Regions from separate parts of the Mus musculus genome. Here region 2 is linked to region 1. A link is a loop called in an ENCODE intact Hi-C map of the cell type or tissue named here. Cell type or tissue: gastrocnemius. All regions are shown on one strand. Links, peaks and the distances in the headings refer to the core of each region. The heading gives the core; the rest is flanking DNA. Region 1 overlaps Dhdh (dihydrodiol dehydrogenase (dimeric)). Region 2 holds the start of Ppp1r15a (protein phosphatase 1, regulatory subunit 15A).

Region 1 (15,322 bases), core at 332-8,331:
AACTACAAGCAAGCAGATGCCTGTGAAATTGAGACATCCTAGAAGCAGTCCTTCTAGGCTCCGCCCCATAGTTACCTGGCAACAGTCAGGTATGCCTAGCCTACTATATAAGGACTGTTTGCCCCCTCCTCGCTCTCCTGCTCACTTACTTACTTGTCTTATTCTCTTACTTCCTGCCCCTTCTCTCCCTGCCCTGTTTCTCCTTCTCTCCTCTTCCCCGCCTTCCAGGTGTTCCTGGAGGGCCTCTTCTCTCTCCACTACTTCTCCTCCCCTCCTTTCTCTCTCTCTCCTCCTTTCCCAACTCTACTTCCCATGTCCTAAATAAACTCTATTCCATACTACATCATCTGGTGCTACATACTACATGGCCGGTACTTCAGGAGGAAGGGATTTCTCAGTGATGGGCCCTCTGAGGTACCCTTCTCACCTCACCATACCTCACTCATACCTTACAAAACACAAGTCTACATAGCAAGTGACAGGTCAATTAAGTTAGATACTGAGATCCTTAATCAAAACAAGAAACCGGGAGGAAGATGGGAGTTGCAAAGAGACCCTGGTATGGTGGCCCATACCTGTAACCCCAGAACATGGAAACCTATGAAGAATTGCTGTGAATCTGAAGCCAGCCTAGGATGCCAAGCAAAAGGAAGAGGAGGAGGAGGAAGGAGAAGAGGAGGAAGAAGAAAAAAGAGTCAGATGGTGGTTGTGTATGCTTTTAATCCCAGCCCTCAGAACGCAGGAAGGTAGATCTCTGAGTTCGAGGTCAGCCTGGACTACAAAGCCAGTTCCAGGACAGCCATGGCTACTTAGAGAAACCCTGGTTTGGAAAAAAAAAAAAAAAGAAGAGAAAGAAAAAAAAGAGAAGAAGGAGGAAGAGGAGGAATAATGTGAAGTAGCAGCAGGCCAGGACAGACACTCTGGAGTTTTCTAGCAGGAATTTATCAGTCTTCTGAGGGTGTCTGAGACCTGAGACCCAGGGGAAGTTTTGAGCAGGGGAAGGGTAGAGTTATCTGGGTGTCAGAAAGTCTCTTGGCTTGAGTCCTCTGTTGAAAAAGCTCTGAAAGCACCCAGAGTTTTTGTTTGTTATTTGAAACAGCTTCTGTGTAGCCCTGGCTGTCCTGAAACTCAGTCTGTAGACCAAACTGGCCTCGAACATAGAGAACTGCCTGCCTCTTCTTCTGTGTGGGGATTGAAGGTGTGCACCACCACGGGCAGCTCTCCTTTTTCTTTTCTTTTCCCTTCTTTTCTTTTCTTTTCTTTTCTTTTCTTTTCTTTTCTGTTTTGGTGGGTTTTTTGAGACAGGGTTTCTCTGTATAGCCCTGGCTATCCTGGAACTCACTTTGTAGACCAGGCTGGCCTCGAACTCCGAAATCCGCCTGCCTCTGCCTCCCCAGTGCTGGGATTAAAGGCGTGTGCCACCACACCCGGCTTTCTTTTCTCTTCTTTTCTTTTCTTTTCTTTTCTCTTTTTTTAACCACTGGGTTTTATTATGCTTCACAGCACTGTAATTAATTTTGTGTGCAGTGTTTTCGTTCATTGCTGGTGGCTCTCACCTACCTTGGTTTCCCAAGAAGACTGTATTCATTTGTTCTCAATTCCCTAGAAACTAGCACACTGCTTGACACATGGTGATCTCCAAATGTATCCTTTAATGCCTGGCTGATGTACTAGAGACAGTGGCTGCCTTTGAAACTCAAGTCTTCTCAGAAGTCAGATATGTCCCTGGGCCTTGAGAGGTGTTTCACATGAAAATCAATCAATCAACATAGCTGGGCATTGCGGTGCATGGTTTGAAACCTAGCACACAGGAGGGAGATGCAGGACCATCTCTCTGAGTTCAAGGACAGCCAGAGCAGGAACGTCACACCAGCAGGGCCTAGCCACATCACATCCATAGTCAACAGCAAAGTGTGGTGAATGAATGTATCCAGGTCAATGCTGAGTTTACTTTCTCCACTCCTACATAGTCCAGAAGTCCCTGCCTAGGGAATGGAGTCACCCACAGTGGGCTGAGACTTGGCGCTTCAATCAACAAAGATAATTCCCACAAACAAGCCAACCTAATCTAGACTTTCTTCCCTTCATACCCTTTTCCTAGCCAGGTGTGGTGGTGCACACCTTTAGTTCCAGCACTCGGGAGGCAGAGGCAGGCAGATCTCTGTGAGTTGAAGGCCAAACCAGTCTCCATTGTGAGTTCTAGGATAGCCAGGCTGTTACACAGAGAAGTCTGGTCTCTAAAACCTGCCCTTCCCCCAAAGGATACTCTTCCTAGGTGATTCTAGGCTTTATCTAATTAACAACGATAAAAATCACAGCACAGGGGGCTAGTGAGATGGCTCAGTGGGTAAGAGCACCCGACTGTTCTTCCGAAGGTCCAGAGTTCAAATCCCAGCAACCACATGGTGGCTCACAACCATCCGTAACGAGATCTAACTCCCTCTTCTGGGGTGTCTGAAGACAGCTACAGTGTACTTACATATAATAAATAAATAAATCTTTAAAAAAAAAAAATCACAGCACAAAAGAGGCCCTAGTTTTTATGCATGTATTATTGCAATCCAGCCTGGCTCTCAAACGTGTGACCTGTACTTTACCAAGTAAGCCTTCTCCCTATCCTTGTCTTCTCTGTGGTGTGTGTACACGTGTAGTGACAATTGTGGAATTTTGGCTGCGTTAAAAAACACAAGCCGGGGGCTGGTGAGATGGCTCAGTGGGTAAGAGCACCCGACTGCTCTTCCGAAGGTCCAGAGTTCAAATCCCAGCAACCAAATGGTGGCTCACAACCATCTGTAACATGATCTGACTCCCTTTTCTGGTGTGTCTGAAGACAGCAACAGTGTACTTACATATAATAATAAATAAATCTTAAAAAAAAAAAAAACACAAGCCGGGTGTGGTGGCACACGCCTTTAATCCCAGCACTGGGGGGGGTGGGGTGGGGGGGGGAGCAGAGGCAGGCGTATCTCTGAGTTCGAGGCCAGCCTGGTCTACAGAGTGAGTTTCAGGACAGCCAGGTCTACACAGGTCTCGTAAAACCAAAAAGCAAACAAACAAACAAACAAAACAAAAAACAAAAAAACCCACAGAAATATTTCAAGAATATGTTTTCATTTTAATCTCAAGGATGGGGTATGAGGCTCCTTTAGATCGTGTGGGGATTTTTAAGAGGGTCTATAAATGCTTGAGGCCTGAGAGGTAGGGTGGGTTGTTGATTGCTGATGGTCACAGCTTATTAAGTAGTCGTGCACAAAAAAAGGAACAAGAAGAAATTAGATATCCTGACATCGCAGATCAAATTTGAGTCTCTGATTCTCTGGTCTCCACCTCCCAAGTGCTAGCACACACCTTTATGCATAGTTTATAAAGTTCTGAGGACTGGGCCCAGGGCTCAGTTGTGTGCTAGGCAGGAACTCTACCAACTGACCTTCATCTCAGCCCCAAGTTTCCCATTTTCATGCCTTGACTGAGCTAGCATTGAGCCTCATGAGGAAGATATGACATCCAAAGTATAGTTGTCATCAGGACAATGGTTATTCGCCACCATAATAGAAGTTAAAAGGCAAAACACTGAATTGGAAGGTGTGGTTTTAGTTAAAGGTCTGTTTTATTTTTAGTTAATACATATGTACACGAGTGCAGTGCCCACCAAAACCAGAAGAGGGTGCCAGATTCTCTCCAACTGAAGTTAGCTCTGTAAGCCAGACTGATGTTCTCTTTAGAACAACCAGTGCTCTTAACTGCCGAGATGTCTTTCCAGCCCAAAGTTCTGTATTTTTGTTAAAGCTGAAACTATCCCATTGAAGCACTTCCAAGCAGGATGTAGTACACTTAGTATCTCTGTTTCCTGATAAGGAGACATCAGCCAGTTGAGAGGACATTGAAGAATGTAGTTTAGGCTCTGTGACCCACACACTTGCTCTGCTGTGGGCACTCACACAGGCTGTGAACTCCAGCACTCACATCCACAATTTGTTTGTTTTTTGAGACACGAGACAGGGTTTCTCTGTGCGGCCCTGGCTGTCCAGGGACTTCCTCTGTAGACCAGGCTGGCGCAGACCTCCACCTGCCTCTGGGATTAAAGTTGTGTGATACCATATCACCCAACATCACACCCAGACTTAATCAGTCCCAAGCAAGGGAAGCAAGCTCAAGGAAAGAGCAAGCATGATGGAGCTACCCTGGCAATATTAGTCACCAGGTATTCCAGATTTCTTCAAGGCCACTTTGGGTCTCTCATAGTAGGGTAACAGGTCGGTGGAAAATCACCCTGCCTCTGACCTGTCCCCGAACCAAGGACTTGGAAATCTTTACCCCATGACTCAGGGTTAATGGCCAAGCAATAATCCTGGCTAATCTGTACATCACCACTAGTGCACTGTGCATGCTCTGAAGACCCTACCCAAGCCTGCCCCTCTGCCCAGCCCAGGGCTGTCTCTGTTCTGGTCAGAGGTAGCTGCCGTTGTGGGTTTCTCCCCAAGAATCCTGTGTGAGGAGGAGTGTTGCATGGTATGACTGAGGTTCCCCTTGGCTCCCCATCACCCAGGTACCCTTGCACCAGGAAGCTCTTTCATTCATTCTTTCCAAAGAAGCAGCCTGGTGAGGCTGAGGCTGGACAGACAGGGTTAGGGGTTAACAGAGAAAACAAAGGCAAGATGACTTTCAGGAGCCCAGATGTCAGGGGCTGTGTGGGAACAAGAAGCAACTTTGGAACTCATGGAAAATGGCCCAGTGGTTAGCGTAATCACCGCAGGTGTGCCTGGGAGAGGCAGGGTCCCAAGGACTCCATGCTCTGAGGACTTGACTCTCTTATGGAGTTTCTCTCTGCTTGTTGCCCTTGAGGTCACCACTTTGCCCATAATCTACGGGTTGTATGGAAACTCTAAGGGGGTTTCCAGTCCCTCACTGGGCAGTGTCTGTAACTGTTAGGACTTTCTAGGCCAGCCAGCTCCCAAATAATGACAAAGAGACCATTTATTAATTATAAAAGCTTTACAGGCCTTAGCTTACTGGTTCCCAACTAGCTCTTATAACATAAACTAACACTTTTATATTAATCTATGTTCTGGGCTGGAGAGATGGCTCAGTGGTTAGGAGCACTGACTGTTCTTCCAGAGGTTCTGAGTTCAAATCCCAGCAACCACATGGTGGCTCACAACCATCTGTAATGGGATCTGATGCCCTCTTCTGGTGTGTCTGAAGACAGCTACAGTGTACTCACATACATAAAATAAATGAATCTTTAAAAAAAAAAAATCTATGTTCTGTAACGTGGCTTGTTATTTCTCCTCTGGCTTCTTCTGTGTCTCACTGGCAAATCTCCTGCCTCAGATTCTTTCCCCGAGTTCTTAACTCTCCCCAGAAACCTTGCCTTTCTTCTCCTGTCTCAGCTATAGGCCATTCAGTTCTTTTTTTCTTTTCTTTTTTTTCCCAAGACAGGGTTTCTCTGTGTAACCCTGGCTGTCCTGGAACTCACTGTGTAGACCAGGCTGGCCTCAAACTCAGAAATCCGCCTGCCTCTGCCTCCCGAGTGCTGGGATTAAAGACAAGAGCCACCACGCTCAGTTCTTTATTAAATCAGGCAGTGTTGAAGGAAGTGTTTACAAAACACTACAACAGGTGATGATTAACAATACCAAAATCTGGCCTGCCTACTCAGAAACCAGCATTTGAATAATACAGAGACAATCTTTGCACAGCGCAAGCGCACATAAAGATCACCTCAGCAAGTATCATTGGTTCTTACAATAATAATGATTGATCTCTTTTGAGCATTGCTGTTGGAGCAGATTAAGGATTCGGCCTCTGGGCTGGTGAGATGGCTCAGCGGGTAAGAGCACCCGACTGCTCTTCCGAAGGTCCAGAGTTCAAATCCCAGCAACCACATGGTGGCTCACAACCACCTTTAACAAGATCTGACTCCCTCTTCTGGTGTGTCTGAAGACAGCTACAGTGTACTTACATATAATAATAAATAAATTAAAAAAAAAAAAAAAAAAAAAAAGGATTCGGCCTCAGAAAGAATTTAGAGATGTAGTTAGTATAGTTAGGTTAAGATGTTTTTGTTAGCCGGGTGGTGAGTTCCAGGACAGCCAGGGCTATACAGAGAAACCCTGTCTTGAAAAAAAAAAAAAAAAAAAAAAAGATTTTTTTTTTTTTGTTAATGTAGAAAATCTTGGGGAACAATTTAAATTTAGAAGAGCACACTTTTGATAGTTGACCCTAGGCCTGCAAGCTTCTAGCCTCCGCACAATCTTATCTAGGTCTACACTGTTTCAGCCTCTGAGACTTACTCTGAATAAGCTTTTTCTTTCTGAACTCAGTTGTTCTGGCTCAAACTCCTTTCTAAGCTGACTGATCCAGTCTGGCTTCTCTCAGCCTCTAACTGGGTTGTTCTGCTTGGCCTCAAACTAACTCTGGCAATGTGTTCTTATCTTCTGGCTCCTTCTCACTCCCTGGCTTGTTCTGTCTTCCCCTGAGTCTAGCTTGTTCTCTGTTCAACCTGTCTCTGTAGCAGTAGCCTGCCTCCTCCTCCTTCCTATCGCCCTGCCTTGCTCTCTTAAAGCAGTCTCTCTCTCTCTCCTCTCTGCTCTCATGGGAGCTGGGCACATCCTAGTCTGTCAAATCTGATTTGTTGCTTGCCACTCAATTAGACATCACTTTCAAACATGGGTGCTTCCTTTTACAAACTAACTTTACCTCCATTGTTTTGAATTAAAGGTGTATATGCCAAGGGCTGAACCACACCGCAACCAGAAACAGGTTTTTGTTTATGTACCCGAGGATTTAAAGTAGAAAGGACTGTTTTTTTTATATAAAAGTTTAGATTTGTGATTCTTTAAGTTTTTTATGATTACATTTAGTTCCTGAATCTATTGCCTGCCTGTGGATCCCATTCCCCTAACTGGGCTGTTTCATCTGGCTTCAGTGGGAGAGGATGCACTTAGTCCTGCAGTGACTCCATATGCTGTGTGTGTGTGTGTGTGTGTGTGTGTGAGTGTGTTTGTGTGTGTGTGTGTGAGTGTGTGTGTGTGTGTGTGTGTGTGGTACCCAGGGGAGCTTCCCCCTTCTCAGAGGAAGAGAGGGAATGGGGGGGGAGCTGAGCTGTGTGAAGGGAGGACTGGGAGGAGATAGGTGGGGCTGATACTGGGGTGTAAAGTGAATAATTTTAAAAATTACTTTTCAGGACAAATAACAAAATGATTGTTCCTTTCTTCATAATCACAAATTGCAGCTTGCCAGTCAAAGAACTGGCTGAGAAAAAAATACCTTTTTTACCCACAGTTTGTTAGTCTATAACAAGTTGCTTAGACAGGAATGTATGTGGATTCATGTTAATAATCTGTTTTCTGCATGTAATATATAAATTGCTTAATTGTGTAAGGGTGCTGGGGGCCTGCTGGGCTTTGTAGTTGTTGTTTTTACTTGAACTCATTGTACTTCATTTATTCATCCACTTAAAGATAGAATGTAACCACATTGTAATTTTTATACTTCTTCAAAGAGTTTGCTGGGGGATATGGGGGAAAAATAAAGTTGTTGGAGCCTAGCTTCATCCATCAAGTGTGTGTGTGTGTGTGTGCGTGTGCGTGTGCGTGTGCGTGTGTTTCCCCCTAAAGTAAAGAGAGAACCTGTTTGTCCTAGAAAGAAGCTTTGGTGTCTGTAGACTCCCCTGACTCCACACCCTGACTCATCAAAGCTGGCTCCCAACACCCAGAAAGGGAGAGAACACGTGCTGATTTGCAGCAGCAGCAGCAGCAACAACAACAACAACAACAACAACTCCAAAGCAATGAGAGTCAGGTTACAGAGGTCCAAGCAGGAGGGAAGGTTGCTTGCCACACACATCTGTCGCAGGAGCTGTATCAGCGTTTATCCTGGGGGAAGGTGACTCCAATGGCCTTCCTCGCCTCCTCAAGGATCTCAGCCAAGAGCTCACTCTCTGCCAGAGGAACTACAGGACTCTCCTTAAGACCTGGGAAGAGTGACCACAGGAAGACTTGTCTAAAACGCACGCATCAGACAGCAAGAGGACTATTAATTCCCAGAAGTCTTTGCGGCATGGGCAGGGTAGTTTGAGAAGGTGGCTATCTCTCTGAATCCTGGGAGATGTAGTTCTAAATAGCTACTTGCGTTTCAGGGCAGGCTAGAACACAACAGTCCCCTCAGATGTAGCCCCAGTGCAGCCCTCCGCCCCTCCTCACCTTTACGCAGGCACTCACGCACGTGGTTGGCTTCATAGAGCATGCATGACCCATTTACAAAATTGTAGTCCTTCCCAAGGACAGGCGGAGGGAACTCCTTCCTCTCTCCATTCACCACCAGCTCTGTTGGGGCCCACAATTTTTGAATCTAAAGGAAGATAATAAGTGACTACTCGGCCCTTATCAACATGGCTCAAGGACTTTACTCCCAACAACCGGCTGGCTGAGCGGTACCCAGGACCCAGCTCTGGCACCTTCGAGTGAAGTATTTACTCCCCACCCTCAATTTTGTGAGGCTCGGTCCCGCCTTCAACCTAGAGTGGGGCTGAAGAGTTTGTTCCTTAGCAATGGGCCTGTCATACTAAGACCTGTCTGTTATCTCCCCAGGATCAAAGGACCTCAGACCCGAAGACCAGGAACTACTTCTGCAGTGTAATGAAGGCTTACTACCACATTGTCCTGGGTGTTAGCACTACAGGCTGGTATTGTCAATCTTGGCTCCTATACTTTTTTTTTTTAAATTTTGAGACAAGGTCTCATGTAGTCCAGGCTGGACCCTGACTCTCTGTGAAGCTGAGGTTGCTCTTAGACTGCTGATTCTGCCTGAGATTCATTACAAGTGTGTGTTCTCATACCTGGTTCCATATAACATCTTTCTTCTTATCTGGTAGAAGACCTGGAAGTTAAACTAGCCCTCTGCCTACTTGTAGGACAGGATGGAAACACAGAGATGACAGCTGGGACATGAGGACAGGATGGTTAAAGTCCCTCAAAATGCAGGGAAAGGGTCAAATCATTCTATAGTTTAACTTGTTATATAGATGATTTCTTTCATTACATTTTAAAAAAAAGATTTATTTACTTATTTCATGTATGTGAATACATTGTAGCTGTCTTCAGACACACCAGAAGAGGCAGCAGATCTTATTATAGATAGCTGTGAGCCACCATGTGGTTGCTGGGAATTGAACTCAGGACCTTAGGAAGAATAGTCAGTGCTCTTAACCACTGAGCCATCTCTCCAGCCCCCTCATTAAAAGGTTTTTATTGAGGTGTTAGGGATCACTATCAGGACACACTAAAAAAGAGCTCTACACTGAGCCATGCTTGTAGCCACTCCCTCGAGGGTTCTAAGCCTGGGCCAGATCATTGCCCTGTGTCTCCTGATTCCTCTTTGTCTTTCTATTTTTGAGGGTCTGGTTGAGTAGTTCAGACTGCCCTTGAAATCCCTCTGGAGCCCAGGATGGCCTAGGACTTGTCATTCCCCTTCACCTCTAGGCCCAGCAGGACTTCCTTTCTTTGGCAGCTACATTTCAAGTGCAGGGTACCATATATGCTATCAAAGTCTTCCATTGAGCCACACCTTCAGACCAAAATCAGGATTTATTTCTAACTCTGGCATTCCAGAAATCCAGGAAAAGCTGACCTCTGGTGAGACACACATAGTGTCTGGAAACATCTAGAAAGCTAGATCACACATACAACTGGAATGTTCTAGGCCTGGCTGGAAACAACTGGAAAGATCACACACACAGCTAGAGTGTTCTAGGCTTGGCTGGCATAAGGTTTGGAACCTCAGCTGTTCACAAAATCAGATGTTTGTACACGTGGCCTCCAGCAGGTGGAGCGATTCAAGAGCTGTGAATTTCTGAGTCAGGGACGGGACAGCTTTATAGTTTGTCTTTGCTATGTTGTGGGGTTTCCTTTCTTCCACCCTTCTCCACCCCTTTTCTTCCATTCTTTCAAGCCCCTAACACTAGATAGGAGAGGGGGAAAGGATGGAGGGGGAAGGGAGTATGATACGCTAGACGAGTTTCTGCTGATTAGAGGCATCAAGGTCCCTGAAGCAAGATTGATCTACACCGTCAGGGTAGCTGATGTCTTCTTGCTTCTTCCTTGCCCATCACTACTTAACAAGCCAAAATCATCGCAACGCACCAACAATCCACCCCAGCTGGCTCTTGGCCTAAGCATTTATAGACCCTCTGAAAAGTCCCCAGAACCCCAAATGTCACAAAATCACAGAAACTATCTACAGCTGGCAAAATCACATCCCTGCCAGAACATGAGGCAGTTCATAGTCAGCTGCTGTGGACAGTCTGCAGCAGCCCCACACGCCACACCGGGATTAAAACAAAAGCACATTCCTCCCCCCTCACCTCTCTTTCTCTCTCTCTCTCTCTCTCTCTCTCTCTCTCTCTCTCTCTCTCTCTGTGTGTGTGTGTGTGTGTGTGTGTTTAAAAAAAAAAAAGAGGGGGCTGGAGAGATGGCTCAATGGGTAAGAGCACTGACTGCTCTTCTGAAGGTCCAGAGTTCAAATCCCAGCAACCACATGGTGGCTCACAACCATCCATAATGAAATCTGATGCCCTCTTCTGGAGTGTTTGAAGACAGCTACAGTGTACCTACATATAATAAATAAATCTTTAAAAAAGAAAGAAAGAAAGAAAGAAAGAAAGAAAGAAAGAAAGAAAGAAAGAAAGAAAGAAAGAAAGAAAAGAAAAGAAACGAAACCAGGGCTGGAGAGGCAGTTCAGTGGTTGAGAGCACTGACTGCTCTTCCAGAGGTCCTGAGTTCAAATTCCCAGCAACCACATGGTGGCTCACAACCATCTGTAAATGAGATCTGATGCCCTCTTCTGGTGTATCTGAAGACAGCTACAGTGTACTCATATACATAAAATAAATCTTTTTTTTTTTTTTTAAAGATTTATTTATTTATTATATGTAAGTACATTGTAGCTGTCTTCAGACACTCCAGAAGAGGGCGCCAGACCTCGGTACGGATGGTTGTGAGCCACCATGTGGTTGCTGGGATTTGAACTCTGGACCTTCGGAAGAGCAGTCGGGTGCTCTTACCCACTGAGCCATCTCACCAGCCCCATAAAATAAATCTTAAAAACAAACAAACAAAACCAAAATTCTCCCTACACTGCTTCCTCACTGCCATGGTGTGAACAGTTGTATGAAAAGCTTCCATTGTTACAGACCAAACTGGTTCACGCTCCATGCCTTCCCTGCCACACAGACAGGTCCGGAACTCCGAGCTATATAGACCTTCCCTTCGGTTGGGTATTTGGTGGCAGGAATAGCGGAAGTAGCACCTACAGCTAGAAAGAACCTGAGGCTGGAGAGTACCTGGATGGCAGAGCATATGTTTAGCACTCAGAAAGACTAGGCTTCCATTCCTAGACCCAAAACCCATACATCAGAAGAACGGTTTTGTCCTAAGACCTGAGGATATGGGACTGTGGCTTCCAAGACCCAACCCCCATCTCCTGGCTTGGTTGTTAATGAGAGTGAGTGTCTCAGAAGCGTGGTAAAGAAGAGGTTATTGCAGCTCTAGGCACACCCTCTGATGGCGGCTGCACAGGGTCCCCAGCGCTCCGGCTTGTGATGTCTCACCTGGGCCATGCCCTTGGTACCACTCACATACGCTGTGTTGGGGAGGTTGGAGGAGATGCTGCAGGTGAAGCTGCCATGAACCCCTCCTGGATACTGAAGTAGCACGCTGACAGTGTCATCCACACCTGGAAAGAAGGCACAAGTCAGAGGGGTTGAGACCTGGGTCAGACTGCACAGTCCTCCAACACCGGCCCGGACACATGGCCTGCGTGACACATGGCCTGCGTGCTGCTGTTTCTTTTTTGTTGGTGTTGCTGGGTTCTATTTGTTGGAGACAGAATCTCCAGGAGCGCACATCCCAAGCTTCCTGTGTGTTAGACAATTATCTCCCGATCCTCTTCTCTCATTTCCCCAGGCCTGGGATTACAGGCAGACACCACCATGCTTGGCTGAATAGTGTTGGCTTTTAAGTTTCTAATTTATTGTTAGTGTGTATATGTGTATGTTGTACATGCAGAGGGACATGTGTCACAGCACATGTGTAGAAGTCAAAAAACTCCAAAAAATTCTCTTTTTCCCTCTTTTCCTGAATTCTGGGGGCCAGACTCTGATTATGGGGCTTCGGTGGTAGATTCCTTTGACCCGCTGAGCCATCTCACCTGGCCTGCTCTGAACAGGGCCTCACTGTGTAGCCCATACTGGCTCTGAACTCCTGGTATCTTCCCTACCTCAGTCTCCCAAAGGCTGGGGTAACTCCTGAGCCACAATGCCCTGAACTAATTATGTACTTCAAAGGAGTAATTGTATGGTATCTGAATTCTCTCTCAGGGCTGAAGAGATGGCTCAGCGCCTAAGAGCCTTTGCTGTTCTTGCAGAATATGTGGGTTCAATTCCCAGCACCCACATTGGGCAGCTCACAACTGTCTGTAACTCCAATTTCAGGGGCTCTAATTCCTCTTCTGATCTGAACATAGGATATATTCACACACACACACACACACAGAGACACACACAGACACACACACACACACACACACACACATAAATGAAAACAAAATAAATCTTAAAAGAAACAAAACAATTAACTGGCAGGGTGGTGGTGCACTCCTTTAGTCCCAGGACTCAGGAGGCAGAGGCAGGAGGATATTTGGGTTCAAGACCAGCCTGGTCTATAGAGTAAGTTCCAGGACAGCCAGGGTTAACACACAGAGAAACCCTGTCTCAAACACTGCCCCCCCCCCCAAGAGAAACCCACCCAATTCACAGTGCCAAGTATGGTGACACAGACCTTTGATTCCAGTCCTCAGGAGGCAGAGGTAGGCAAATCTCTGTGAGTTAGAGGCTAGTAAGTTTTGTTTATAAACTAGTTAATTAACAAACCAACAAAGAGTGCTAAAAAGAATCAGGTTAGGTCTCTTTCATGGTGTGTTCAGGTCTCAGGTTCTATTTACTGTTTCAAAAGAAAGGAGGAGGCTGAAGAGATGGCTCAGGAGTTAGGAGAACTGGCTGCTCTCACAGAGGACCCGGGTTAAGTTCCCAGTACCCACTGGCAGCTCACAATGGTCTGCAAGTCTAGTTTCAAGAGATCTCGTGGGGCTGGTGAGATGGCTCAGTGGGTAAGAGCACCCGACTGCTCTTCCAAAGGTCAGGAGTTCAAATCCCAGCAACCACATGGTGGCTCACAACCATCCGTAACAAGATCTGACTCCCTCTTCTGGAGTGTCTGAAGACAGCTACAGTGTACTTACATATAATAAATAGATAAATCTTTAAAAAAAAAAAAAAAAAAGAGATCTGGTGACCTCTGCTGAAAGGCAGCTGGCATAAAAGCAAAACAGCCATACACAAAAAATAAAGTTGTTTGGTTTTTTCTTTTGTTTTGTTTTGTTTTGTTTTGTTTTTTGGTTTTTCGAGACAGGGTTTCTCTTTATAGCCCTGGCTGTCCTGGAACTCACTCTGTAGACCAGGCTGGCCTCGAACTCAGAAATCCGCCTACCTCTGCCTCTCAAATGCTGAGATTAAAGATGTGTGCCACCACTGCCCAGCTTGTTTTGTTTTTCAAAACAAGGTTTCTTTCTGTATAGCCCTGGTTGTCGTGGAACTCATTTTGTAGATCAGGTTGGCCTTGAATTCATATAGCTCTGCCTGCCTCTGCCAGCACTGGGATTAAAGGTATTCATCATCACCTCCAGGAATCAATTGTTTCTATTTCTTAACTGCTTCACATTTGCCTTAACAGGTATTTTAATTCCTCATTAACTCCCACAGCAACCCCATTAACATTTAACCAGTCAGGTAATTAAGAATCAGCAGTCCAAGCCGGGCGTGGTGGTGCACGCCTTTAATCCCAGCACCGGGAGGCAGAGGCAGGCGGATTTCTGAGTTCGAGGCCAGCCTGGTCTACAGAGTGAGTTCCAGGACAGCCAGAGCTATACAGAGAAACCCTGTCTCGAAAAAACAAAACAAAACAAAACAGGATCAGCTGTCCAGTCTCAGATCACATGAGAGCCCAGTGGAGAGGTGACCTGTGTGAAAGGGTAAAGGCACACAGGATAGGTTTGAAAGGATTCTGAGACGTTGGGCCCCGCCCACATTGCCCGGGATGGTCTTTGAACTGCATTTCCCAGAATGCCATGGGGTAGCTACTTGCTTAAACCATGTGCATACGTGCCACTGGCGATTCTGGGAATGGTAGTTCTTTATGTGTCTAGGCAAGGGAATCCCTCTAGGAAGACCTTTCAGCTGTCTAACTTTTTTTGGGGGGGGGGGGGCGGGGAGTGGGGGGGGGGCGCGACACGAGATTGGAGAGAGAACGCCATTCAGCCGAGACTACGAAGTACCTGTTTCATGGATCCTCCCAACAGCTGAAATCTTCTCTGGCTTCTGTGCACCAAAGATCATGGATAAGAACTGGACACAGTAGATGCCTAGGTCCAGCAGACCACCTCCGGCTTGGTTCCAGTCTGTGGCCCGGGGTATATGACTTAAATCAAATCCGAATTCTGCCCGGGCCACTCGTAGGTCTCCGATAGTTCCTTGAACTAAAACTTCCCTCAGAGCCTCCATGGCAGGAAAAAATCGGCTCCAAATGGCCTGCAGACCAGAGACGTGAGCCCAAGGAAATGGAGGCATCAGTACTGAGGTAATCAGCTGCACCTCCCTTAGCATCCTAGTCTTGAGGGATATCCACTGCTCCCCATACCCCAAACACATAGTTCTTTCCATAGTAAGAACCCCCAATACAAGGTCCTTCTTGACCTTCCCCACTGGGCCATCACCCCAGGTTTCATGTACCAACTGTCTCTGTCCCATACACACTTTTTTAAAAAGACAGAATATTATGCAGCCCAGGCTGTCTTCAAACACTTGTGTAGCAGAAGTGAGTCTCAACGGAGAAGATGCCTAGATTAGATAGCCCTGTGGGTATGTCTTGGGGGAGGAGGTGCCTTGATTTTAATTGCTGGAGGAGGGCCCAGCACACTGTAGGCAGCACTATTCCTTGGGCAGGTGGACCTGAACCCAGAGCCTTGAAACAACTCTAGCCCTTTAAAAACTACACTGGTGGATATAGCAGTGCATGCCTTTACCCACTGCACTCAGGAGACATACTGGGGACAGAATACCATGACAGGGACTTCCAGCAGCAGGCTCAAATGGAGATGTCTCACAAGCTCACAGCAGCTCCTTGTAAAAAAGGATGGCATCTGGGACCTTGAGAAGCAAGAGACACATGCCTCGAGGGGACCTGCCATCTGAAATAAAGGACTGCCTGTA
Region 2 (15,322 bases), core at 4,969-12,968, 55 kb after region 1:
TCTAGTTTCAGGTCAGCCAGGGCTCCACAGTGAGACTCTGACTCTGGTCTCTCCCTATGCGTTCTGAGGGAGATCAGGAGGTAGGTCTTAGTCCTTGTGTGTCCCATGTGCATAGGAAGTGCAGAGAATGTCGCCACTGAGAGAGACGGGTAAGGCAGCTGAGAACTCGAGTTCTGGTCTTATCTAGCTGGCAACGATCCTCTCCTCACCAGGACCCAGATGTCCTGACCTGTAGCTGCTTCTGCCCCTTAGGGATCAGTCAAGAAGAAAAAGAAGAAGAGGTTGGATCCACGGATGCCAGAGTTGAAGACAAGACACCCAGCCCAGACCCAGACCCAGACCCTACCGTGAACTCTGACGGAGATCATGGAGACCTGGCACCCTGCAAGGTGGAAGAAAACACAGCCCAGAAGAATACAGAAACAGCCTCTGGCATCGGGGTAGGGTGGTACAAAGAACCTGCAGCACAGTCTGCAGGGCGTTTTGAGTGAGGTAGCAACAACATCCAAGGTGAAAGCCTACAGCACTGCTAGTATTCCTAGCAGTCAGGAGGCTGACAGAGGCAGTGGGAGTTCAAGGCCAACCTGAGATACATAAGGAGACTCTCTCCCCTAAAACCAATACCCCTTGGTCAGATACCGACTCATAGAGACTACAGGGCATGATTCGGAAGGCTCATTTTGTAGTCAATATGATGTCATGGTTGCTAGGCAAGTGTTCTTACCACTGAGCAACACCTGAGCCCCACCATGGGATTCTAGGCCAGAGGTAGTACTGCTTAGCAATGCCCCAGCAATCTCATGTCATGTTTTGGCAGGCATATGTTTGCATGTTCTTAGTGGGACGGTCTTACACAGATTATCCTATGGCTCTGTGGTCTACGAGGTTGTAAACTTGACCAGTCAACAGATGTGCCAACTGGATCAGGCGGGTTAGCTGATGGGCTTGACTAATAAGAAGCCTTGGGTCTTCAAAGGTCATCCCTGACCTGGAATAGCCAACTGGCCCACAAGGCCAAGCCCAACTGCTTCTCAGCTTGTGATTTGCACTTGAATTAGGATGAAGACCGGGAGAAGGGAGAGGTCACAGAGTCTACAGAGACAAACTATGCCCCAGTGGCATCCAAGGTTTTGCAAGGCGACGATGGTGACGCCAGCAACCACAATGCCTGGAACATGACCTGCCCCCAGCCTCGCATTCCCGGCCCTCGGCTCGGGGAGGACATGGAAGCATACGTGTTGCTCCCTGCACCCCGAGACCACATGGTGCAGTGCCGCATCGTCCGAAACAAGCACGGCATGGACAAGGGGATGTTCCCTTCCTACTACCTCTACCTGGAGGCCGAGGATGGTGTAGCAGTACGCTCCAGCCCTTTGGGGGTGGGTAGGCCTCACTCCAGAGGGGACAGATCAGAGAAACAAACCCCAAATCGTAGGAAGATGGCTCCTCTTGGACAAGGTTAAAGGTTTCTGGAGCCAGATGTGGTGGTATACAAAGAATTCTAGTCCTTGGGAAATAGAGGCAGGGGAGGAGCAGTAGAGGCCAGCCTCGGCTCTAAAGGAGTTCAAGGCCAGCCTCCTGAGCTAACATGACACCCTGTTTCCAAAACAAAACAAAACAAAACCTACAAGAAGGGCCAGAGGGAGGTGGTGCATGCCTTTGATCCCACCACACTAGTTAAACAGAGGAAAGCAGACCTCTGAGTTGGAAGTCAGCCCTGTCTAAATATCGGGTTCCAGGTCAGCCAGGGCAAAGACATGAGACCCTTGAAACAAAGTGATTATTCTGGACCATGTCACACAGTTAGGACTCATCAGCTCCTAGTCCTGCCCACTTCAGAATTTCAAACTTTGAAAACATCGTGACTTGGGTCCTCCCCACTCTATAGCCAAGTCTTATCCATTCCTGAGTTAGTCCATATCTGCCTCACCTCCCTCCCCCTTAGGATATATCGATCCCTTGGGCCTCCCATGGCAGTCTCCATGGCAGTCAAGCCCCACCCAATCCAGCTATAAACCAGGCTGGCTTGAAGCCTTCCATTCACTGGCTAAGCCACACCCCTCTCCATCTGACCAGCCGCCTTCCCAGTGTGGCCTCCATCTCCTCCAGAAAAAGCCTTTCCTGTATGTTGAGAAGTGTTCAGGACCCTGGTTCTAGACAGGTGTTGGAAATCAATGTTGAAGCCTGTTCCTCTGATCTGCAGCATTTCCTTCTGGCTGGGCGGAAAAGGAAAAGAAGCAAAACTTCAAATTATCTCATCTCCCTGGACCCCAAAGACATGTCTCGCAATGGGAGCAACTTTGTAGGCAAAGTTAGGTAGGTAAAGCCTTCTTCGTCTGTGGTGGGGCAACAGGTGGCAGGAAGCCGGGCGAAAGACAAGCAAATGGACTACATTTCCCAGCAGGCCTCAAAACACAACACAGCACTGGCACTAAAGCCTGATGAGTTTTGTAGTTCTGCAGGTTGTATTTCCACAGTTGGGGAGGAAAAAGATGAAAGTTTTGGATGCCATGAATACAGACTAGCATTTATGATGTATAGGTTGGGTTTTTGTTTTTGTTTTTTTATAGGCAGGGGCCTGGGATCCCTAAGTCCCTGTGGGGAATGAAGCCCAGAGTGTGTGAGTTTTTATCTCCTAGGTGGAAGAGGGTTCTTAGAGAGTCAACGTGGGCTAGGATAACTCACCAAAAAAACAGGGAGCTGGGACTGTGGATTTTTTTTTTTAAAGATTTATTTTTCTATTTTTTTTTATTATATGTAAGTACACTATAGCTGTCTTCAGACACTCCAGAAGAGGGAGTCAGATCTCATTATGGATGGTTGTGAGCCACCATGTGGTTGCTGGGATTTGAACTCCAGACCTTCAGAAGAGCAGTGGGGTGCTCTTACCCACTGAGCCATCTCACCAGCCCACTGTGGAATTTTTTTAGAGGATGGGTTAAAGTACTTAAAGAATAATCAGGGGGGGGCTAGAAAGTTTGGCTCAGTGGTTAAGAGCACTGGCTGCTCTTCCAGAGGTCCTGAGTTCAGATCCCAGCAACCACATGGTGGCTCACAACCACAGCAATGGAATCTGATGCCCTCTTCTGGTGTGTTTGAGGACAGTGATGGTGTGCTCACATACATAAAATAAAATCTTTATTAAAAAAAAAAAAAGAAGAAGAAGAATCACAAACATGATTGTCACTCTGTCCACCACCCTCCTGGAGCAGATCCAATGTCTTGGGCACGAAATTCACCATCTTCGATAATGGGGTGAACCCTGAGCGGAGTTACTGGGTTCCAGACAGTGCCCGGATCAGAGAGGAGCTGGGAGTCGTCTGTTATGTAAGTCCTCGGGCAGGGGCAGAATAGGGGTGCCAGTAGATAGGAAAGCACAGGGTCAGACCAACTGCAATGCAAACTATCTTGCCAGGAGACCAATGTCTTGGGATTCAGGGGGCCTCGGAAAATGACTGTGATCCTTCCAGGAATGGACAGCCGGAAGCAGAGGATGAAAGTCCAGCCACAAAATGTGAGGTTTTGTTTTTGTTTGTTTTTGGGTTTTTTTGAGTTTGAGTTTTTAAAGTTTGAATTCTCAACGCTAAGAGAGAACTCCATCATAGATCTCAGGTGGGACAACGGCTATCAGGTCATGTGTGAATCTTGAATGGCTTTGCCAGAGTTCCATCCCAGAAACTTCCTGAGACTCAAAACTTCTGAGGCTAGGGCTGGAGAGATGGCTCAGTGATTAGCAAAGCATGTATTACTCCCTAGTTGGAGAGGAAAGGCCGACCTCTTAAATTGGAGACTAGTCCCATCTAAATTACGAGTTCCAGGCCAGCCAGGGTTATACAGTGAGACCTTGTCTTAAAATAAATAAATAAATAAATCTATCTCAGGACTCGGGGAGGAGGTAGGAGTGGGGGCAGAGGGCAGGCAGATCTCTGTCTACAGAGTAAGTTCCAGGACACAGAGCTACACAGAAAAAATTCTGTCTCAAGAAACAAAAAGTAGGGGCTGAAGAGATGGCTCAGCCGTTAAGAGCACTGACTGCTCTTCTGAAGGTTGAGTTCAAATCCCAGCAACCACATGATGGCTCACAACCATCTGTAATGAGATCTGACACCCTCTACTGGTGTCTAAAGACATCTATAGTGTACTTATATATAATAAATAAATAAATCTTTAAAGAAAAAAAAAAGAAACAAAAAGTAAACCTGGCAATCTAGAGAAACTGATTCTCAAACAAACAAAACAAATAACATATATGCACATGGACTAAAAATCGGGCTTCTGGTGGGCTAACAAACGATGCCCCCTACTGTATCTTCAAGGATCAGGATTCCATATTGAGTCGCGTACAGAAGGGCGCTGGACACGGGCTGCTTCTACTGCAGAACAAGGCCCCATCGTGGAGCGACGAAAGCGGCGCATACGTACTCAATTTTCACGGTCGCGTCACGCGGGCTTCAGTCAAGAACTTCCAGATAGTGCACCCGGATGAACGTGAGCTGCTAGCAACCCGAAGAAAGATGGGGGATGGGGGCGGAAGGGGGCACTCAAGTACAACTAAGCAGGGTGGCTGCCTCACGGTCGCACGGCCTCTTGGGAAATGTAGTTTATTGAGTTCCTTGCGTTCCCTAGCTTGGTAAGGGTACCGCGAGTGCGGTGTAACAAAAAAGAATTTTAACTAGTTCCTGGTTTGCTCCTCAGCCGACCACCTGGTGCTCCAGTTTGGCCGTGTGGCCCCAAACATATTCACGATGGATTTCCGATATCCTCTTTGCCCGCTCCAAGCCTTCGCCATCTGCTTATCCAGTTTCGATGGGAAACTGGCGTGTGAGTAACTGAATAAAATACCATCCCTCACCAACTCTGTTCTGTGCGTTTGGAGAAAGCTTCACGGCATGCCTCCTCCTTTCTTTTTTAGTTTTTTGATACTCAGTCTGGTCTCCAACAACTATGTAGCTGAGGCTTGCCTTGAACATCCGCTCCTCCTGCTTCCACCCCTGAAGTACTGGGATGACAAAGCACGCGCACCTTTGTGCCTGGCCTTGTCTTTTAACAATAAATCTTTTGACTATTCTTTTTTTAGTTAGTGTACAAAATAATGGGCTTCGTTATAACATAGATGTCGTCGTTGCACCTTGTGTATATATGCCACCCTTCCTTGTCCCTTCAATTTTTTTGAGACAGCCACACTATGTTATGCTTGTCTTGGAACCCAAGCCAGTCTCCTGCCTCAGCTTCCCAGTGCGGAGATTACTTGTGGCACCTTACATAAGGAAGTCCCTTACACAGGACTGTGTTTTAAGAGGGTCTCACTAGATCAAGTTGGTCTTAAACTAAAGTTTGGACACCATTTTTAGCCTCCCCGGAAGCTACCAATAAAGAACACACGTAAGAGTTTATCACTACAAATTAAAAGGCTTTATTTCTTATTCAAATAAATAAATAAATAAATAATAGGAAACTACTCAGGCTTAGCCCCGCCTCCCTCCCAAGTACAGGCTGGGCGAAGGGGTTTCACTGGGAAGGGGAGAGGGTGTGGTCACATCTTGGGTCAAGGGAGTGGCCTCAGAGGAAGAGCGAGGCTCGGACTGTGGAAGAGATGGGTTTCTAAGGCGTGCCCATGCTCTGGCCCTGGAATCAGGGGTAAGGTAGGGACCCAGCTTCTCCTCTGCCTGGGCAATGCGTCGAGCAAAGCGGCTTCGATCTCGTGCAAACTGCTCCCAGGGACCTCGACGGGCAGCTTGGGCTGGTCCTGCCCAGACAGCAAGGAAATGGACTGTGACTTTCTCAGCGAAGTGTACCTGGGGACGGGGACAATAAATAAAAAAGTCTGTCACGCAAAAATGTTTGGTATTTGAATAGTCACCTGCCTGCCCCTCTGATTCACTCTAAGACACAGATGTCCAGGCCACAACTACCACTCTCCCTGCCTCTTACAGGAGATTGCAAGAGAGTGAACACAGCCTTCCCAGCAGAGTTCATATGCAAGAAGTCGCAACCCATGGCTTCCCTGGAGTCTCCGCCTCCAACACACTTCCTTAGGGATTTTCAGGTCCCAGACTCTTCCTCCTCCCGACTCAGAATCTAGGCCCTTTGAATAAATTATATATTAAAGAAAAAAAAAAGGCAGTGTGGAATTCTATTGTAATCCCAGCCCTAGGACTATAAATTCCTGAGCCACAAAGTAAGCGGCTTTAGAATCTAGTCTAACACTCACCTTCCGAGCTTTTAGAGGAATCTCGGGGTCCTGATCCCGGGTGGGGGCTTTGAACAATCTGAGCCGCCTCTGCAGTCGAAGGGGCAGCTTAGGTGCAGCCCAAGGTGATTCTGGCTTCTCTCCGGGTAAATAGAAGGCCACCTGGAAGAGAGGGGGCTCTTCCCCACGTCCCTTGGTCTTCTCTCCTGGTAGACAACGCTGGGGCTGAAGGCAGGGACTCTGGCTTGAGTCAGCTGTTTCTGAGTCACCTGGGGCCACATTCTCACTGTCCTCTTCCTCTTCTGTGTCATCTTCTGTGTCCTCTCCTGGGCGATACACCCAGGCCTTCAGGAAGGGACTTGTATGTGGGGTGGCACCGGTCTGAGCTGTGTCTTCCTCAGCTGAATCCAAATCGCTGTTTTCTTCCTCTGTGTCCTCTCCTGGGCGATACACCCAGGCCTTCAGGAAGGCACTTGTATGGGGGGTGGCACCGGTCTGAGCTGTGTCTTCCTCAGCTGAATCCAAATCGCTGTTTTCTTCCTCTGTGTCCTCTCCTGGGCGATACACCCAGGCCTTCAGGAAGGCACTTGTATGGGGGGTGGCACCGGTCTGAGCTGTGTCTTCCTCAGCTGAATCCGAATCGCTGTCTTCTTCCTCTGTGTCCTCTCCTGGGCGATACACCCAGGCCTTCAGGAAGGCACTTGTATGGGGGGTGGCACCGGTCTGAGCTGTGTCTTCCTCAGCTGAATCCGAATCGCTGTTGTCTTCTTCCTCTGTGTCCTCTCCTGGGCGATACACCCAGGCCTTCAGGAAGGCATTTCCAGTACAGACAAAAGTTGTCTCAGGTCCTCCTTCCTCAGCCTCAGCATTCCGACAAGGGTGACCCTGCCCTGCCCTGTGTGCCTCTACCTTGGCTTCTCCCTCCTGCTTAGGCTTCTCTCTAGAGTAGTACTCCCAGGCTCTGGAGTGGGAGCCTGAAGAAGGAGAGTTGGAGGGGTCAGCCTTGTTTTCTGTTCCTTTTTCTTCCGTGGCTTGATGTTCTGCCTCCCCCAAGAAAGGCACAGGGGTGCTGGGTTTGTATCCCGGAGCTATGGAAGCAGCAGAAGCTTGGTAAGTCTTCACTGTTTCTCCATCCTCTTCATTCTCAGCTGGACCACCCTCCAGCTGTGATGTGGGATAAGCGGGCTCAGCCACTCCCTCTTCTCTAGCCACCACCTCCCCAAGCCTCTTATCAGCCCCTTGCAGGCCAGCGGGCTGTAGTGTGGCCTTGCCAGCTGTGCGTTCCATTTCCTTCTCTCTAAGGTCATCTTGTCCTGGCTTTGCATTGTACTCATCAACATTTGAAAGTCCCCAAGTTTCAGGAGGGGAACTTTCAGCTTCCACAAGGCAGAGCCTCTGGGCTGCTTGACTCTGTTCAGGAGATCCACTTTCTTCAGTCTCCCCATGAGGGAGGAGGTTACCAGAGACAGGGGTAGGTGTCAGCAGAGCCGCAGCTTCTATCTGATCTGCTCCTGTTACTGTTTTTGCCAGCCATGCCTCTGGGACTTCTGGGCCCCTCAGGCGGCTCCAGGCCCGACTGAGCAAGCCCATCAGTGGGGACAGGAGATAGAAGTTGTGGGCGTCCCTCCAGTGCAGGACATGCTGGGGTCTTGGGCTCGGGGCCATGTGTCTGGGCTAGAAAGGGGGGAAATTTGTTTAGAAGTCGCTCTGGGAAACAGTCTCGGGTCACAGCACTGAGTCATGGTAACAAATAGTCACAGCAGCAACACGTGAATGCCTGCCTCGAATTCCAAATAACATTGCTCACACCCAACTCTGCCACTTGGTTAATCTCTCTCAACACCCAAGCTCTACATCCTTAGAACCAAGAGCCCACACTCTTAAACCCTTCCCTTAGCCCCAGTCACAGTTCCTGGCCAGCCCTTCTCAGACCTGTAAGAGTCTGGCTTTTTAGTGACCTTTCGTTCCTCAAGCTTGTGTTCATGCCCCTAAAACCTCCCTCTGCCTACCCCTCGGACCCTGGTTATTCCTCCTGGGGTCCTTCCCTTTATTTGGCGCTATACAGATATTGCCGGTCGAGCCTCCCGGCCCCTTTCCCTTTAAACGAAGAGTGTAGACGTGGGCTCTCCTCTCTCAGACCAAATAAGCCATCTGGGCTTCTGTGCCTTTTCCCCAAACCTGGAATCGCCCTCCAGCTTGCCCCCTCAGATTCCACAACTCTCTCCAGTCTCCTCGCCAGAGAGTCCTCCCTCAAAGGCCGCCCCATCCCCCACTCACCGGCGGGCTGCACGTCACCCCGGGGGCTGAAGCGCCGGTTCTGGTTGCCAAAAGCGATCGTGGGTCCGGACTGCTCGCGAAGCCAGCGGGTTCATGTCGCCCTCAGGCGTGGGGCTCGGGGACGCAATGTTTCACAGGCTGTAGCAAAGGCTGTCCCGGCCGGCAAAGGGATGCGGGGTCGCGCGGGATATCGCATGTAATCTTCCACAAACTCAGAGCTGACTCAATCTGCGCCAACATCGTCCACGCGGCTTTTATACCCTGACGCGGCGCTGTGCTGACGTCACCGGAGAGGCGGGGTCTCGGAAGTCCCTGGGAAAGGTGGAAAGAGGAAAACAACACTGAACTTCTCGCGGAGACTCCGCGCTCTGTGAGGTCACCGCAGCTTCTCAGGCGTGCCCTAGGCTCAATCGAGAGAGCCGTCGATCTCACGTAATTTCCGAGCAAGTACGCGAACCTTATCTGGCAGTCACGTACCGTGCCATTTCCCTTTCCTTTTATTTTCTTTATTTGAGAGGCTGGGACTGGTTTCCATCTCTGTAATCCTCCTGCTACTGTCTCCAGAGTGCTAGGATTAAGGGCGTACACCAAGACTTCCGACCTTTTTTCTCCAAGCAAGAGTGACTTTTTTTTTTTTTTTTTTTTTTTTTTGGAGAGTGGGGGGGGTTCGAAACAGGATTTTTCTGAGTATCCGTGGCTGATCAGGCTGGTAGATCAGGCTGGCTTCAAACTCAATGATCCACCAGCCTCTACCTTCTAAATGTTGGGATTAAAGGTCCCAGCCACCACTCCCCTGTTAGCAATGGATTTTTATTAGAAGACAAAACACCCAATGTTTTTAAATTTTATTTATGTATTTTTTTTAAATGTAGGAGTGGTCTGTCTGCTTGTTTACCTACGTGCTAGAACAGGTCATAAGATCCCATTACAGATGGTTGTGAGCCACCTTGTGGTTACTGAGAATTGAACACAGGACCTCTGGAAGAGCAGCCAGTGTTCTTAACCACTGAGCCATCTCTCCAGCCTTTGTTTGTTTTTCCAAGACTAGTTTCTGGTTGTCCTGGAACACAACTTTGTAGACTAGGCTAGCCTAGAGCTCACTGAGATCCGATTGCCTCGGCCTCCTGATTCCCGGATTAAAGGCTGGTGAGATGGCTCAGAGAACAGTGACAGCCAGGCGTGGCGCACGCCTTTGATCCCAGCACTCAGGAGGCAGAGGCAGGTGGATTTCTGAGTTCGAGGCCAGCCTGATCTACAAAGTGAGTTCCAGGACAGCCAGGGCTATACAGAAAAACCCAGTCTCGAAAAAACAAAACAAAAACAAAAAACCAACACCCCCCCCACCCCCCGCCAGAACAGTGGCTGCTATCTCACACCTCACAGGCAAAAAAAAAAAAAAAAAAGACAAAAACCAAGATTTTCTTTTAATCTTTTTTTTTTTTTTTTTTTTTTTTTTTTTAAATTTTTTTATTTATTTTCTGTACATGAGTACACAGTAGCTGTCTTCAGACACACCAGAAGAGGGCATCAGATCCCATTACAGATGGTTGTGAGCCACCATGTGGTTGCTGGGAATTGAACTCAGGCCCTCTGGAAGAGCAGTGAGTGTTCTTAACCGCTGAGCCATCTCTCCAGCCCCCTTCTTTTAATCTTTATGTGAGTGTTTTCTCTCTCTCTCTCTCTCCCTCTCCCCCTCTCCTCTGTGTGTATATTATATATCATGTCTGTATGGTGTACAAGGAGGTCGGAAGATGGCATCTGATCTTGTAGAACTGGAGTTAAGATGTTTGTGAAGCTCCACATGGAGCAATCTGGGGACTAAATTTGGGTCCTCTGCAAAGAATAGCAAGCACTTAAGCCCTGACCCATCTTTCTGGTCCTTTAGTTGTTTTTGGTGGATCTGTCTGTTTTTTGTCTTGTTTTCAGACAGGGATTTTCAGTATAGCCCTGGCTGCCCTGAAACTCACTCTGTAGGCTAGGCTGGTCTGGAACTCACAGAAATCTACCTGCTGCTTCCTTCTGAGTGCTGAGATTAAAGGCATGTACCACCATGCCTGCCCAGTCTGTCTGTTTTGAACAGGGTCTTACAGTATGTCCACACTGTCCTGGGACTCACAGGGTAAGAATCTTGGGCAATTCTCTTCCTGTGTACAGAGGAGCATCAACCTCTTCTGAGGTCTGCCCTCATGGACCCTCCTTCTTCTATGTCTATTTTTTTTTTTTTTTTTTTTTTTTAGTGCACGTTTCTGTTTTCTTTTTTTTTGTTTTTGTTTTTGTTTTTTGTTTTTTGTTTTTTGTTTTTTGTTTTTGTCTTTGGACAGGGACCTGTGTTGTATTCCAGAAGTGCCTGGAACTTACTATGCAATCTGGGCTGAACTGAACCCGTGTAGGCCAGCTGCCCCGAACACTCAGCAGTCCTACCCAGTGTGGAGGTTACAAGAGAGTGACCTCAACACAGTGTGGAGAACCCTGCTAAACAGACTCTCTGTCTTCACAGGCAGGCATCTGCATTTTTTGAATTTGTACAAAGGTTCTGCTTTTATAATTTGAATTTCTGATTGTCCTGCATTCTCATGGGAGTGGGGGACCTCTGTTCAAATCCCAGATATAGATCCAGAGACCCAATTCCAGCCTTTTCCTCCTGGTGTGTGTGTTTGTGGAGAAGGGGGGAGGGGAGGGGAAGGAAGGAAAGGGAGGGAAGGGAAGGGAAGGGAAGGGAAGGGAAGGGAAGGGAAAAGAAAAGAAAGGAAAGGAAAGGAAGGAAAGGAAAGGAAAGGAAGGAAAGGAGAGGAAGGAAAGGGAGGAGAAGAGAAGAGAAGAGAAGAGAAGAGAAAAGTGTGTGTGTGTAGCCTGTGTGTTGTGTTTCTTTCTGGGGATGGATCCCAGGGCCTCACACCTCACACACACTGGGCAGTGCGCTCCTGGAGTTACTCTCTGAGCTCCTCATTTAGTGCTTTCTTCCTCAAAATGCACTGAGGCTCCACACCTCTCTTATAATGGGTTATCAGTCTGATCTGAGGGAAACATTTCAAACTGGCCACTTAACTCTGCCCTTGCCAGAACCCAACACTTCTAAGGCTGCCTCATCCTCCAGGACCGGTGCTGACCACTGCTGCCCCACTTGGTCAAGGCCATACTTGTGGACCGTGAGTCCTTACTTCTAACTCGTATCTTCCCAGGCTCCCACCAGCTAAGCTCTCTCCTAGCCTTCCCAGGTTTTGGGAATTGGAGATGCCATTTTTTTCTTGGGGGGGGGGGGGTTGGTTTTTTCAAGACAGGGTTTCTCTGTGTAGTCCTGGCTGTCATGGAACTCTCACTCTGTAGACCAGGCTGGCCTAGAACTCAAGGAGATGCCATTCTTTGAAAGACCTAGGACACCTCTCTCGAAGGTACCAGGAGCTCAGAACCCCAGTAACAACAAACCCATTCTGCCCTGGGGTTGCAGCCCCTCTCCAAACATAGAGGAGTCCCAGCCACAGCTTAGGGGAGCCCAATCCCTCGCTTAGCTGTGGGGGCAGCTGAGCCAGGGGTCAAGTTGTAGTGGGGAGGCCAGAAGAGGCGGGGATAGCCAGGATTGGGAGGGGAGCCGGCAGCGTGGGCGGCTGCCAGAGAGAGGGAGAGCCCAGCAGAGAGGAAAGAGAAACTGGGAGAGGGAGGAAGAGAAAAAGTGAGGAAGAGAACTTGAAAAGGAAAGGAAACAGATGTGTCTGGTCAGGGAGACAGAGGAAGAGACTAGAGTGTGGAAAGCGGAAGTAGAAGAGTGGAATGAAGTGGGGAGGGGGCAGGGGAAGTGATTAGACAGCAGCAGCAAGGTAGGGAGAGGGACTGGGAGAGGTGACATAGGCAGGGGTGGAGGAGAGGGGTAGAGAGAGAGAGAGGGAGAGAGACAGAGAGACACAGGGGGGAGACAGAGAGACACCGAGAGAGACAGGGGTGGGGGGGGAGAGGGAGAGAGACAGAGACACAGAGAGAGACAGACACAGAGATAGACAGAGATGCAGGGGAGAGACAGAGAGAGGGAGAGAAAGAACTCACAAGTGAGACAGAGAAGAAAGCAGATATCAGGTGAAGAGGGAGACCATTCTGAGAGGCACAAAAAGAGGTGGTGACAGATCCTGTCACCAGGACACCAGAACTGGGTAAGTCCCTGGCTGGGCGGGGAGGGACTTGCCTGGATGCCCATTCCTGGTGTATTGGGGAGATGGTTTGGGGGTTCATGAGGGAAGTCCAGGACAGGTAGCTCAGGCGCCCTGATGGAGGCAGGGATTGGAATTCTTATGCATAGAGGGGGTCACATTCCTGGCCAGTATTCAGTGGGCAAGAATAAAGGAGTCCCTATTCTATGGCCTGGCTGCAGACAGCTGCCCCCCCCCCCCCCCGCAGCTGCCAAGCCGCCCACCTCTCTTGGCATTGCTCTTGGTATGTGATCCCTGGCCATGGCCTCCCCCAGCCCCTCAGTCCCCAAACAACCGTTTCTTTCTCCCCAGCCTCCTCTGACCTTCCAGCCCTGACCCAACTCTGTCCTCAGCCTCCATCAGTGGAGAGACACAGCCCCCTTTTCTTTTTCCCCCAAGTTCTCCATGGAGCAGGGCCGACCCCGGAGCAGCCTCAGCCTGGCCAGCAGTGCTTCCACCGTCTCCTCTCTGAGTAGCCTGAGCACCAAGGTCCTTCCATGCTTCTGGGGGGATGGGGAGAGGGGGGCTCTGGGCTGTCCTGTCCCATTACCTAGCTGTGAGTTCTGTGCCATCTCTGAGGCACAGAGAGTCCTCACTGAGGACTGCAGTGGTGGAGGACCAGGGTCCTTACTGGTTGGGTTTGCTAGACTGGTCCCAAGTTGAGCATCAGCTGCAGCCGGGAATTTGGAGAGATTCCCAGCTCTGTCCCCACCCCTCTCAGTCTTCCTAATTCTAAGCCAGAAGAACAAATAAACCCAGACTGAGAAGAGATGATTATTCTTGACTGGACTAGGGGACTTCCTTTTCAGTCTATAACCATGGAACCCACCCACTTATAACCAGATGTGGTGGTTCACAACGGTAATCCAATATGGGCAGGAACATCCAAAGTTCAAGGCTATCTTTGGCTACATATCAAGTTAGAGGCTAGGTAAGACCCTGTCTCAAGCAAGACAACAAGAACCCAAGCCGGAGCTAGCTGTGGCTTTAATCTCAGTGCAGAGGCAGGCCAACCTTGGAGGGTTTGAGAATAGCCTTGTCTACTTAGTAAGTTCCAGGACAGCTAGAGCTGCATAGACCCTGTCTTGAAAAACAAAAGCAAACAAGCAAACAAACAAAAGACAAAAACCAGGCTGCAGATAGCGACATCATTCACATTCCAACATTCAAGAAATAGAGCAGGAAAAGGATCAGATAGTCAAGGCTAGCTTTGCCTACGTAGTGATTTGGGGATAACCTGGGCTATATAAACATCACCCAGGACAAAATTTGCCTTACTCCCTTAAGTTCAGAGACTGAACAGATTTGTTTCCAGCCTACTCCCAAGGAGGGGTGGTCCAAGACCGCTTGTTCAGGGGGTGTGTCCATAGGTGACCCCCCCCCCCCCGGAAGTGAAGGATGAGAAATCCCTCTCTCCCCACCCCGCAGCATCAAAGGCATCCTTCTACCATGGCTTCCTTCTAGAAATGTCCTCTGTGGGGAGCCTCCTGGTGTGGATTGCAGAGGTTCTCTGGCAGGTCTGCCTGTGGGAGCAGAGAGCCTGTTCTTGCCAGGGGCACTGCTCCAGGCTCTAAAGAAGCCCATGCTGTACTTGAATGATGTAGCCCAAAATGACCTAAAACAGGGTCTCAAAACCATGTATCCCCGACTGTCCCTCTGTAGAACTCAGAGGCCTGCCTCTGCATTCCAAGGGCTGGGTTGAAAGGCTTATGCCACCACTCAACAGCTTTCAACCTCTAATTCTGCCTCTAACCTCCAGAATGATAGGATTACCAGAGTAGAGTCAACCCTTGGTTTAGGCAGAGCTAGGACTTGAACACACGCTTCAAGTGTGTTAAGGAAGCAATCCCTTGTTACTTTGTTTGCTTGCTTGTTTTGAGACAGGGTCTCAGACAGCACTGACTGTCCTGGCACTCACTGTGTCGCTAGGATGACCTTGAGACCCTGATTCTCCTGTATCTCCCAAGCGCTGGTTTTACAGGCGTGTGCTGCCCTCCTCAGCCTCCTTGCCTGCCTTCTGAGAGAAATCCCTTTGGGAGCCAGTCCCAGGAAAAGCCCTCATTCATTTCTGTTCCTACTGCACCCCAGAAGCCTACCCGTGCAGTACACAAGGTCCATGCCTTTGGAAAAAGGAACAATGCACTTCGACGAGACCCCAACTTGCCGGTGCACATCCGTGGCTGGCTGCACAAACAGGTAAGGTGTGGGAAGGGCTGTGGCCCCTGGGGGTTGTGTCCTGTTACTGAGTTTCCTTTCAGATCCCCAATGGAGACATTCAGCCCCACCCCCACCCCCACCCCCACCCCCACCTATTACTTTTTCCTCCCTACCTGAGCAGTTCATTCCCTGTAGTTTGAAAGGTTCATAGTCTGGCCTCAGGACATAGGTTGCAATATATTAGTCAGGGTTCTCTAGAGTCACAGAACTTATGGGTAGTCTCTATGTAGTAAGGGAATTTGTTGATGACTTACAGTCTGTAGTCCAACTCCCAACAATGGTCAGCAGCAGTTGTTAATGGAAGTCCAAGGATCTAGCAGTCGCTCCGTTCCACAAAGCAAGCAGGCAAAGAAAAGCAGATCTTCTTTCTTCCAACGTCCTTATGTACGACTCCATCGAAAGGTGTGGCCCAGATCAAAGGTGTAGCAAAAGCCTAAACTCATTAAGGTTACATGCAGATCAT

Evidence for each region. Peaks named below come from ENCODE experiments on the same cell type or tissue, not always from the same donor. Only the 100,000 strongest peaks of a DNase experiment are listed, where the experiment ranks them.
Region 2: a loop joins it to region 1, with 7 times the contacts of the local background. A loop is called at or near these places in 16 of 42 quality-filtered maps.

The regions. Positions count from the first base shown.
Region 1 is chr7:45,467,401-45,482,722 of GRCm38, forward strand. It overlaps Dhdh (dihydrodiol dehydrogenase (dimeric)), which reads right to left. Exons shown (of 7, transcript NM_027903.4): 4 at 14,389-14,641; 5 at 11,609-11,733; 6 at 8,205-8,352; 7 at 6,163-7,975. The coding sequence ends at 7,866. It also overlaps a transcript of Tulp2 not described here. Among named protein-coding and RNA genes, the nearest start is that of Bax, 8.2 kb to the left of the region's middle. In gastrocnemius, for the core only: a CTCF peak has its summit at 3,656 (motif pointing right); a DNase peak (open chromatin) is centred at 3,661; H3K4me3 peaks cover 997 bases; H3K27ac peaks cover 1,971 bases.
Region 2 is chr7:45,517,528-45,532,849 of GRCm38, forward strand. Ppp1r15a (protein phosphatase 1, regulatory subunit 15A) reads right to left here and starts at 8,741. Exons shown (of 3, transcript NM_008654.2): 1 at 8,468-8,741; 2 at 6,212-7,864; 3 at 5,390-5,795. The coding sequence starts at 7,855. The coding sequence ends at 5,466. It overlaps Plekha4 (pleckstrin homology domain containing, family A (phosphoinositide binding specific) member 4), which reads left to right and starts at 12,072. Exons shown (of 20, transcript NM_001381849.1): 1 at 12,072-12,606; 2 at 13,042-13,131; 3 at 14,731-14,838. The coding sequence starts at 13,048. It overlaps Tulp2 (tubby-like protein 2), which reads left to right. Exons shown (of 13, transcript NM_008807.3): 7 at 253-440; 8 at 1,059-1,358; 9 at 2,204-2,316; 10 at 3,213-3,327; 11 at 3,416-3,514; 12 at 4,317-4,488; 13 at 4,696-4,860. The coding sequence ends at 4,829. In gastrocnemius, for the core only: a CTCF peak has its summit at 9,408 (motif pointing left); DNase peaks (open chromatin) are centred at 7,804, 8,497 and 8,735; H3K4me3 peaks cover 5,604 bases; H3K27ac peaks cover 6,643 bases.